2 separate regions of the Homo sapiens genome follow, and region 1 is linked to region 2. Evidence: chromatin contacts called from ENCODE Hi-C data. All regions are on one chromosome and are shown on one strand. Each heading gives the region's core, a stretch centred on a gene start or an enhancer-like site at or near the end of the contact. The rest is flanking DNA. Distances are from core to core; before and after follow the strand shown. Region 1 has its middle 28 kb from the start of FGF1. Region 2 holds the start of NR3C1 (nuclear receptor subfamily 3 group C member 1).

Region 1 (5,487 bases), core at 474-2,973, 690 kb before region 2:
GGCTGTTGCTTCCCTGTCTGGTGATGAATCCTCTATAGTCTGGTAAGTGTAGTGGCCGACTCTGGAGCCCAGGCTGTTGCTTCTGGTCTGGTGATGAATCCTCCATCGTCTGGTGAGTGTGTGTGTATATATATATAGTCTATATTGATGGGAGAAGTGGGGTGAAAGTTGGCATGCCCTTGCCATTAACTTCTAGCCTCCCAGTAGTCCAGGCTATATATATATATCTTCTCCCTTTTCCCCTTCCCATTGCAATTTGCTTGTATCATTTGCTTATTATATCTGCATTGCCATTTACATGGGATAAAGGTTGTTTACCCTTGAAGGTATTGCATGTGTGTCTTTTCTTTTCCCTTTGTGCATCTCCCTCATAGAAAAGAGTAACCGCCCCCATGATTCAATTGCCTACCACTGGGTCCCTCCCACAACACGTGGGGATTATAGGAACTACAATTCAAGATGAGATTTGGGTGGGGACACAGCCAAACCATATCAACAGCCCAGCAGCTACTTCAGTCCTCCTTAATTTATCTCTTGAATTCTCCCAAACCCAGCTCATCCCTGGCTTGTTTCTCTTATTCTTTCTCTCGCCTTCTGATCCATTCTGCTTTCGTTAGTATGTAACTCCCTGCCTTCTCTTAGGTAGACCCATCAACCCATCCTACCCATGGTACTGCACAATTCAGAATCCTTTCCCAAATTTTCCCTTATTATGCACAAGAAATACTCCAGGGCCAGGTGCAATGGCTCACGCCTGTAATCCCAGAACTTTGGAAGGCTGAGGCAGGAGGATCGCTTGAGCCCAAGAGTTCAAGGCTGTAGTTAGTGATGTTGGTGCCACTGCACTCCAGCCTAGGCAACACAACAAGACACTATCTCAATTAAAAGAAAAAAAAAGAAAAAAGAAAAAGAAATACTCCAGAACTTGGCTAGTGAAGACTAATTCCTCCTTCACAGGAAGGAAGTGGGGGCAGGGGAAAATGATGCTGTAAATACTCTAAAATATGTATTTTTTCCTGTCCCATCAGCTATGCCATCTGGGATGGGGTGACGCCTGGATGAGATGTCATTTTAAAGGACATTTCTGGGACATGCTGGCATCAAGGCAAGTTTTCAGGTGGCTGCCATTTCCTTGTCATTTACCTTCTATGGACAGGACAGAGTCTCCACCCAAACCACCACCCTCCCACAAAAGCGGGAAGGAGAAGCCAGAAGGGAGAGAAATCAGACTTTTCCTGATTTGTCTAATAATAGAAAGTTGGCAGAGCACGTCACAGAATAGAAAGTATTTGATAAAAACAGCATCTGTTCAGCTTGGGACTCGAGCCGGAGCTGCATGGAAATTTAATTTATTCCTTCCTCGAGTATTCCCATTAGAGTATCACAATTCTGTCTTTCTCATTAATGAGAGAAGTTGAAAACGTTGCTTCCTGTGACCAAAATGGCTTTCTTTCCCACGGGCTGATGGCAGAGGAGGCGACAGCGCAGCTGAGCGAGCGGCCAGCAGGGGGCGCGGCCCTGCCGTCCTCACACCCACCCCGGACACGGAGACGCGGGGCGAGCGGGGCGCCCCTTACACAGCCTGCGAGGGGAGACCCAGGAGGTTTTCCAAACAAGAGGCTTTGCTGACTCTAGGGGCCTAAGAATAACCACTGTGTAGTATCCTGACTGCCGGCGGCCTCAGTAAAAGTGGTAGACAGAGGCTTCCCTGTCGCTCAAGGAGCTCCCAGGGCTTTCTAGGCTTCCCGTTCTCCTCCTGTTTCCCAGGACCCACCAGAGTGCCCCCTGCAGGTCAGGACGGGAACCGACACCTGGCCTTTGTCAAAACGCATTCCAGCGCCCAGTGAATTACTGTCCTCACGCCTGTCACCTCTCCATCTCCGGCTCCTCGCTGCTCTGGCTCCTTAAAGTCCTGCTCTGGGCAAAGTGGCCTTAACAGGAAATCAAAGCTGAGTCAAACTAATAATAGTTTGGCTATTGATCAGGCAGCCCCTTTAAATCACCCGGTGTTTTGTTTAATTGCAGAAAAATACACATAACATAAAATTTTCCATTTTAAATGTACAGTTAGTTTAGTGGTGTTAAGTGCATTCACATTCTTGTGCAACCATCCCCACCATCCATTTCCGGGGCTCTTTTCATCCTCCCAGGCTTAAACTCCACACTCATTAGACAAAAACTCCCCATTCCTCTTCCCCCAGACCTGGAAGCCACCATTCTGCTTTCTGCCTCTGAATTTGACTACTCTATGTACCTCTTATAAATGGGATCATATTGTATTTGTCCTTCTGTGGCTGGCTTGGTTCACTTAGCATAGTGTCCTCAAGGTTTACCCATGTTGTAGTGTGTGTCAGAATTGCCTTCCTTTTAGGGGTGAATAATATTCCACTGTATGTATATACCACATTTTATTTGTCCATTCATCTGTCAATGGCCACCAGGATTGCTTTCACCTTTTTGGCCATTGTGAATAATGTTGCAATGAGCATGGGTGTCCTTTTCGAGATTGTTTTGACCTGTTGGTATTTTAACAGGACTCTTTAGGAAGGTAATCCCAATGGAATAGTTCAAGGTCCGAAGAAAGCTGATGGGAACTATTTTAGGAAGAAACAGATTTAATGTCCCTTGCACCAAACCATATCACCTACATAGGGGGCTGCCCTAGGATATATGTTCTGATATCATGCATTTTGTATTTCCTCACTGAAAAGGATAAGAAGTTGTGCCCAGTGGAGGGAAAATGTTTCTGACTCAAACAACTTCCAAGCCACTTGGCTCTCGGAATCTTTGATAGCCGTAGATTGTTAGGCAGTGACAGTGGGAAGCCAGAGAGTGATGCAGACACGAGCAGGCTTTGGTGTCAGACCCGGCGAACATTTCTCCTGACATGAGCTTCAAATATCTTCATGAGCGGATTCTTTGGGGGTCCTTGCTGATTCAGCTTCTATCCGCCCCTCTATGCTTTCCTGTGCCTTCAGCTCTTAGTTTTTCCCCCATCAGCATTGCAATATGCTCAAGAAGTTAACAAAACAAATTAACACAGAGAAAGCACAACCCTCCCTTAAGCCCTGCCTCCCTTCAGTTCCCATCCTTCCTGTCTCTCTCCTGCTGTGGCCTGTAGCCTGTCTTCTTGAAGGAATCATTTTCACTTGCCACTTCCATATCCCCACTCCCATTCACTCTTGAACCCGGTGCTCTCCTGGCACTGGATTCTGAGGGTTTCTGATGTGACATCTTGGTTCAAGCTTCTGATGGGAAGTCAGCCCCCTGTTCAAGTCAAAAGCCCTGCATCCTGAGAAGTCCTGGCACCTTGCTTCAGAGACAGTTCCTAGAATACCAGAAGATATATATATATATGTGTATATATATGTGTATATATATACACACACACACATATATATGTATACATATATGTGTATACATATATGTGTATACATATATACACATATATATGTGTGTGTGTGTATATATATATATACACATAAATATATACATATATATATACACACACACACACATATATATACTTCCTCATCAAAAGAAGGCCTAACAAGAACTTTTGTAAATCATCTTTCCTGGCAATGGAGTATAGAGGTTAGGGGACCAACTGTATCATCATCCACAGCTTGATATGACCCCCAGCTCTGCCAGTTGCTAGCTGGGTGACTTTGGGCAAGTTACTTAAGTTCTCTGCACCTTCTTACCCTGCCTCTAACATGACGATCGCCCCAGCACCTACCTCATAGGCCTATTAGGATAAATAAATAATGCATGTCAAGAGCTGAGCACAGGGCATGGCTCACAGGAAGCATTTCATAAGGGTTAACTCGTGACTACTTTTTATTGGCATAATACTTAAAGGTTGACCTTAGTAATTAAGTCTATCTTGATTTTCATACCTGTAAAATTTGAGTGAACAAATGTGGTAAGACTAAAGGGTTTACTGCAAATTTTCTAGAGAATAATTGGTTCCCTAAGTGATCAGAAACATTTGCTAAGGATAACATGAGGAACGACAGGGAGAAACATCACATAGGGCTAATGAAAAGGCAGAATCTCTGAATGGAGATGAATACTCCTAGATATTGTGAGATAAACCAAAAAGCGGGAGAGTGTGATTGAACTTGTGCATCAGTGATTAGCGTTGGATAGGATTAGCATGCATAAACACAGACTTTTTGGAAAACAGCCCCTTGAAAAGCTATCAGAACTAAAATATGATAATAGTCAACACAGTCTGGCCACCAGATGAGGTATTCTGCTGTTTGATAAATTTTATAAAACTGCAGACCTTATTTTAAACTATGTGGAACTATTCCAAGGACTGATTGCAGAGTACATGAATAGGTATGTGAGTCTGATAAAATAGCTGAAATAAGGACAGGATTGGAAGGACATTGAAGTAAAATTGGCACGTGTTGTTCCACATCTAAAGGCTGGAAGCCATTTGGGCAGAGGCAGAATCTGGGCTCAGAGTCTAGCCCTGCAGGACCCAGTGTGGCAGCTGCGTGTCTCTGGAGCACTGGAGAGGGGGCTACTGCAAATTAAGATCTGCTGTAAAGGTAAGATACACACTAATTACAAAAACAAGAATGTAAAATATATCAGAGATTTAAAAAATATTGATTATATACTAAAAAGCGTCAGCACAGTAACTCACACGTACTAAGCACTCAGGATATGTAGTCTATTTTTTCTGTTGTTGTTTAAACCCAAAGAGCTGAGAGTTTATTATATGTCAGTGTCCTAGGTAAGACAATACTTGAAGATACCCTCACAGTCTGCCAAATGGAAGAGGAAAACATTCCCGCTTTTTAGAGAGGTGGTTCTCAAATGGGAGAATTTTGCCTCCCAGGGCCATCTGGTGATGTCTGAGACACATTTAACTATCGAAACCTGGGGGAAGTGGCTGCTACTGGCATCAAGTAGGTGGAGGCCAGGGATACTGCTAAAATCCTACAGTGTACAGGACAAACTACCCCCACAACAAAGAATTGCCACGTCAAAATGTCAATCGGACCCAGGTTGAGACATCCTGAATTAGTGGCTCTTGATCACTTACAGATGTGACTGATTAATAATCAAGCTCAGCGAGTGTGTGGTAGAAGGAGGATTACAAATGTTATCCAAAGAGGCATCTCCTGGCCAGCAGCCTTGGCGTCACCCAGAATTTACTAGAAGAGCAAATTCTCAGGCCTACCCCAATCCTACTGAGTCAGATCTCTGGGGGTGAAGCCCCTATATCTACATTTTCACAAGCCTTCCAGGTGATTCTAATACAAGCCAAACTTCTGAGAAGCGCCGCTCCACTGCCCCTGTGTCCTAGTTACCAACTCCTGCTCATTCCGGGCTGAGCAGTAGGTGGCAGTGAATCGCAGAACGGTATTTGGACGGCTGCTAAATGCTGAGAAGGGGCTGGCTTGCACCAGATTGGTTGGTGATGGAGCTGGTGACAATTGCTCCAGTGTTCTTACACTAGCCCACAGT
Region 2 (5,758 bases), core at 244-2,743:
GGTATCGAATGGAGCCCAATGAATTTCCATGCCGCTTTTTTGACAGCTGCCTTCAAACCCGAAACCAAAACAATATTTCCTAAAACGAAAACGCTCCCTCAAGCGACATTATCCCCCAGTTTAAGTTGCAAATAACCCAGCCACATTAATTGGCCCTAATGAACCATGCCAGAGGGTCTTAAGTGGTATTACAAGGTTGCAATTATCAAGTCTGCAACCCCAAACGTCAAACTAGCACTTGTAAAAATCGCAGCACAAAACCATTACGGTTACAGGGGGTCTTTTTCTAAAAGGGGCCACTTAGAAACCTCAGGCGCGAATTAACAACAAACGCTAAAGAGCAAGCCCTTGCGGGGCGGGGGTGGAGAAGAGAAAAAAGTGCGAGGTTAAAAGAGAAGTACGTCCAGACCTGTTGAGTTCTCTCTCCGACACGCCCACTTCTAACAGATAACGCCGGCCCCGGCCGCAGTCTCCAAGTTGCGGGCTGTCAGCCCCCCGCGTGTGCACCCTCACGCGCCCCGCACGCCCTCCTCAAGCCAGGCGCCGCCGGGGCCTCCCCGGAGCCCGGGCTCGCGCTCGGGCGCGCCGGGGTGGCGTGCAAATATTCGGGCGAGTAAAATTCAGACGCGGCTTAGCGTTCACCACGAAAACGGGTGTCGGGCGACCCCCTTGGAGGGAAAGGGGACACTAGGGGGAGAAAAGAGGCCAGGATTCCCGCGAGGAATGAGAGGCTCGAAGCCCCCGGCAGTTCGACAGGGCTCCGCTCGCCGTCCGAGGTCAGGTTCCTCCCCCTCGGCCCGGCCAGGGGACGCCTGCGGAGGGAGAGGAAGAGGCCAGCGCTGTCACCCGCGCGCTGCCCTTTCGTCACCGTCGCCCGGCCCTTGCCAGCCCCCCACCCCCACTCCCCGAGGCTAATAAAAGTTTGTAGGCTCCCGCGGCGGCCCCCGAGTTGTCTCCGGTCCCAGCGGCACCTCGGGGGAGCGAGCGCGCCCCGGCCCCCTCCCGCCTCGCTTCTTACCTCTGGCAGAGGAGCCGCTCGCCCGCCACCGTCCGCAGTTCCCGCCGCAGCCGAGATAAACAACTTAGCTTGTGAACGCAGAAGGAGCAGGAGGGAAATATATTTTTTTTTTCTAAAAAAAGGAAGTAAACAGCCGCCCCTTTCTCCATGGGTGGGGGGAGAGCCCCTATTTAAGAAAGTCTCCCATTGCCCAGCTGACAAGCCAGCCCTCCGCCCCGCGCCGGGCTCCGCGGGTCGAGGTTCCGGGCGCGCGTGCCCCGTCCCGGTCCCAGCTGCTTCGGCCGCTCCGGCTGCGGCGTCTCCTTCCACCCACAGAATCCGTCCCCGACGGGCAGGCGGTGACTCGGGCTCCCGTCACAGACACGAGCTCGCAAAATGGAGGAGGCGGCGGCGGAGGGAAGAGAGCGCGGACACGCGAAAGGGCAGCCCGGCCTGGGCGAGCGAGCGGGACCGAGCGGGGAGCGGGTGGAGGCGGCGCCACGGCGCGCACACACTCGCACACACGCGCTCCCACTCCACCCCCGGCCGCTCCCCGCCCGAGGGGCCGCGCGGCGGCCGCGGGGAACGATGCAACCTGTTGGTGACGCTTGGCAACTGCAGGGGCGCCCGCGGTCCCTGCCCCCACGCCCTCCGCGCGGGCCCCGCCACCCCGGCCCCGACGGCGCCTGCACGCCCGCGTCCCCTGGCGTGGCCGCCCCGCCCGGTGCGCCGCGCTTCGCCCCCCGCCCCCAACTCCCCAGGAAAAAGGGTGGCGGCGGCAGCGGCGGGGGCCGACCTGGTCTCTCTGGGGCGGCGTTAAGAGGGCCACCGAGTTTCTCCAGTTTCTTTTCTCGCTACCTCCTTCCCGCCCCCGCCCAGCTCCGCGGCTCCAGACCCACTCGGGAGCTCGCTCTGCCCCTTGGCGGCAAGCGCCGCCAGTGCCCCTGCGGGTGACAGCGGGCGGGCCACAAGAGCCGGGGCGCCTCCCGCGGCTGAGCTGCGTGAGTGGCCCGCGCCGCCGCCGCCGGGCCGAGTTGCGTGAAGTGTGTCACTTCGAAAGGGGCTACGGGGTTGCACGGAAACGGTGCCGCAGCGTCTCGGCCGCGCTCGGGGCCGGGCGGCCTGACACGCCCTCTGGGGAGGCTTCAGGGAAGGGACGGGATAGCGGGGGTCGGCGCATACGTACTTTGGGCCCGGGGGGAGTCGCGTGCCGGCAGGTCCCCCACCACCGCATCATCTGGGCGGCCGGGTCTTCAGCTGCCGCCGCCGCGCTCTCGCACTGGGAGAGAAGTTGCAAAGCAGAACCCACCCTCCCCCGCGCCCCGACCGTCCCCCACCCTCTTCCCCGAGTCTGCGAGGCGGCGGCGGCGGCAGAAGGAGGCGCCGCCTGCCAAGTTCAACCCCCACCCCTCCCGCCCAATGTGCTCACACTCGAAGGAAGTTGCACGCCAAATGCAAAACCTCCAGCGAGCTGGATTTCTTTGCACTTTTTTTTTATTATTATGATTAAGGAAAGCAGGGGGCGGCAGGCTTAAAAGCAAGTTGCAGGCGAAATAGTAAGTTGCTGGCGAAATATAGCCCCCCTTCCGAAACTCCTGACCTCTTCTTCCACCCCGGCCAGGGCCCGCGTCCAAGTTCCCGGTGCAGGCCCCACCCCCGAATCTTGACATTTGCTGCCCTCGACTCTGTGCGTTGCTCACCCTATCACGTTCATAGGACCCCTGCCCCTACAAATAAAACAAAATACAGGCAGCTTTAAAATGCCAGCGTTCAACTCCCTACAGATGTTCCTGTTAGGAGCTTCCCCCTCAGTCCAAGGGGAAGGGAACTCGTGGTCCGTCCTGAGAAAGGAGAGGGCCGTGGGGCGAGGGGTGCCCGTGCGGGAAGCCCCCGCCCCAGCTCCCTTCCCCAGCTCGCCGCGTCGGGAAGGCTTGGACGATGCCGGGACCGAGCCTCCTACCTTGTGCGGCACAGATTATGATTTTTGTGACTCTGGGAAAGGTTGTGCTGTGTGGGTTTAGGGTTTGGGGAGGTAACTTTTGCGCCCCCACAGGTGACATCGCTTGCCAGCTCCTGACACGGGCGGGGGCTGCCGCAGCTCCACCTAATCCTGCTCGGGCGCTCGGCCACAGCCACTCTCTCACCTCCCGCCGCGCTCAGACTGACGGCGGCTCCCCCTGCTCTGACATCTTGAAGACGATTGGGGAAGCGCGTCCCGGAAGCCGCCCGCCGCCATCTTGGTAGGGTACAGTGTCGCCAGCCCGTCCCCGCGGCCACCATCTTGGCAAAGGTTCGCGATCGCGGGTAGCCTAAGCCGTCCTTCCTTGGTTCTCAAGGGTAAACGGTTCCCTGTGCATTGTCTGATGTGAAAGGAAAGAAGTAGGCTTTCAGCAAGCCTCTTGTCCGGAGACGATCTACGGGGGCCGCCTCCAGAGGATTCTGGAGCCGCCATCTTGGCAAAGGAAGAGATACTCGCCACCTCGGAAAAGAAGAGGGAACCAACCGTATGCCAACGTAGAACCCTCAGCCAGAAGAATTTTTATGAAGGGCGCTGAGCAACTCCATGTTAACAAAACCCCCTTCTGGACCCAGAAGGCAGACTCCGCTTCTCCTGTCCCTTGGCACAAGTCAACTAGAAGGAGGCCCTTGCTTTGGATGCTCATCTGTGAGGCTATGAGAACACTGCTTGACCTAGTTGCCCGTTTTTCCAATTTCTGAGCCTCAAGCACTAGAATGAGATGTCTTTCGTTAATTTGGCCCCTAAACTACCAACAGTTTCATGGGAAACAAATCAAGACCCAACCCTACAATAATGTTTTACACGTTTTAAAAGTGAGTTAAATAGCCCATGCTAATAATTATCCTTGTACACTGCTTAAAATGATTAAGAATTCTATTTATATATACATGTATGTATACATATGTATACACATATATATTATATACATATATATGTATATAATTAAGGGGACAATACAGTTGTCTAATAGAACACATCTCCCCATGCCATTAGCCTGTCTCACTGCTGAATCTCTGCTCTAAGAATCCACCTCATCGCTCATACATGCTCAAATCCTTAGTGGTAGGTACTCTGCTTAAATAATTTATGATTTCACAAGAGTTCCCAATTATTCTCCCTTCATTTTTTTTTCTCTGCAGATCTTAATGGGGAAGAATACGTAGTTTTAAATATGCCATTGAAAACGTTTTTAATTGAGCAAAAAAAAAAAAAAACTTATCCTAATTTCTCTCTTCAGCAATCTAAATGTGCCTGTTAATTTTTTAATTTGATAGCAAAAAAATTCTCATTCTTTAGTCTTTCACATTCATTTGGAAGCATGCATGAACTATAAGTTAACCCCTCTTTTTCAGAGTAATACAAATAGTTATGATTTGTGGCTAACATTTATTGATCCCCACTCTTCTGCTGCCCACTTTTGCTGACAACAATTAAATGAGATAGGTATTGTTATTCGATTTTTCAATATGAGGACAACAGGCTTACAGAGGTTGATGCTTGTCTAAGTTCACATGGCTCCTATGCATTAAGAGAGGAATTAGACAATATTAAAGTGGTTTTCCTCACTGATCTCAATCATTAACATGAAGTAGTATATCAATTCTGATAGACTACTTACAATATGTGCTTACGGAATTTAATTGAAGAGATGAACTCCAGTGTGCCAGAAAGGACGTGAGATTTAGCATTATAATAATAACACAATTCTAACGAAAGTCAACATTTATTGCGCATCTGCTGTCTGACAGACACTATTGAAAGTGTTTTATGCACAGTATCCTAAGTCTTTAGGTATGGCATTTACTAATCTGTAACCCTGGGAACTTATAATTACTACAAGAAATAGGATGAATCCCTATCTGAGTGGGAAGGTATTTGATTGTCTTAGAAGCAGAGGTGGAAATGAAGGTGATGTATTCAGACTCAGTCAAGGCAAGGACCTGATCTATCTTGTCATAGCTTTATGTCCCACTCCTGGAACACAGCCCACTACATAGCAGGCACCCAACAAATACATTACAGGGTTATAATAACATTGAGTCAACTAGTTAACTAGATGTAAAATCACTTTTACTGGGTTATTGTTGTGGCCAAATGGGTTAATAAAAAGTGTACAGATAACCCTCAAGATCCTCATTTTTATTGTTTTGTGTTTAAACATCTGAGTGCTCCCCCCACTTTTTTTTAAAATAAACTAGATTAGATTCTTGATTGTATGTTCTTATAGTATTCTGCATACTTTGTTAGCACATTACAATGATAGTTCATTATTTGTGCCCTCATTTGTTATTTCTCTGTATCACCCACCAGAACATAAGTTCTGCAAAGGCAGGGACTGTGTCTGTTTGTTCACCCCTGTATCACTAGTGCATAGTTGGTGCTCAGTGGGTGTTGGTTAAATGAATGAATGAAGATAATATATGGTCTTAGAGACTATGTCCTAAGGCCAATAAAACCTTAAGCCTGACTAATAACCAAACCACTTGATACATTGATTTCAGAAACTGATATATTACCCAAGTGAGTTCTCCCATTCTCTTCATGTTTTGTCATCTCCATTCCCACTAAAATAATCCAAGCTGTACTGCCAGATTACCCCTCCAAAACATCAACTAAATCAGGCTGTGCTCCTTCTCAAGTATATACAATAACTCTTGATTCTAGTGCTACACAGATCCCAACTCCCAGTATGGTATTTAAGATCATCACCTTTACCTACCCCTTTGTAGAAAGTGAAGCCT

Evidence for each region. A loop is a pair of places that touch in the nucleus more often than their neighbours do. Pooled maps may share reads with other maps.
Region 1: a map of endothelial cell of umbilical vein shows a loop between it and region 2 (3-fold over the local background). The contact joins the enhancer-like site here to the promoter of NR3C1 in region 2. A Hi-C loop is called at or near these places in 7 of 168 maps with a recorded cell type or tissue (Caco-2, MCF 10A, Right ventricle myocardium inferior and 4 more), 2 of 37 single-sample maps with no recorded cell type and 17 of 50 pooled maps.

Annotation. Positions count from the first base shown.
Region 1 is chr5:142,711,773-142,717,259 of GRCh38, forward strand. No RefSeq gene overlaps it. Among named protein-coding and RNA genes, the nearest start is that of FGF1, 28 kb to the left of the region's middle. RefSeq lists a silencer at 1,430-1,629. Within about 2 kb of position 1,724, at least 36 of the 41 ENCODE cell types and tissues checked have a DNase peak (open chromatin) inside an H3K27ac peak, as active enhancers do; they include endothelial cell of umbilical vein, heart left ventricle and mammary epithelial cell, where a contact is called at or near this core.
Region 2 is chr5:143,402,193-143,407,950 of GRCh38, forward strand. It overlaps NR3C1 (nuclear receptor subfamily 3 group C member 1), which reads right to left and starts at 1,494. Exons shown (of 9, transcript NM_000176.3): 1 at 1,019-1,494. LOC128966704 reads right to left here. Exons shown (of 2, transcript XM_054328421.1): 1 at 3,142-5,758; 2 at 2,474-2,724. The coding sequence starts at 3,449. The coding sequence ends at 2,694. RefSeq lists silencers at 490-589, 800-879, 1,120-2,389 and enhancers at 2,395-3,162, 2,440-2,509, 2,550-2,689, 3,090-3,329, 3,163-3,929 and 1 more.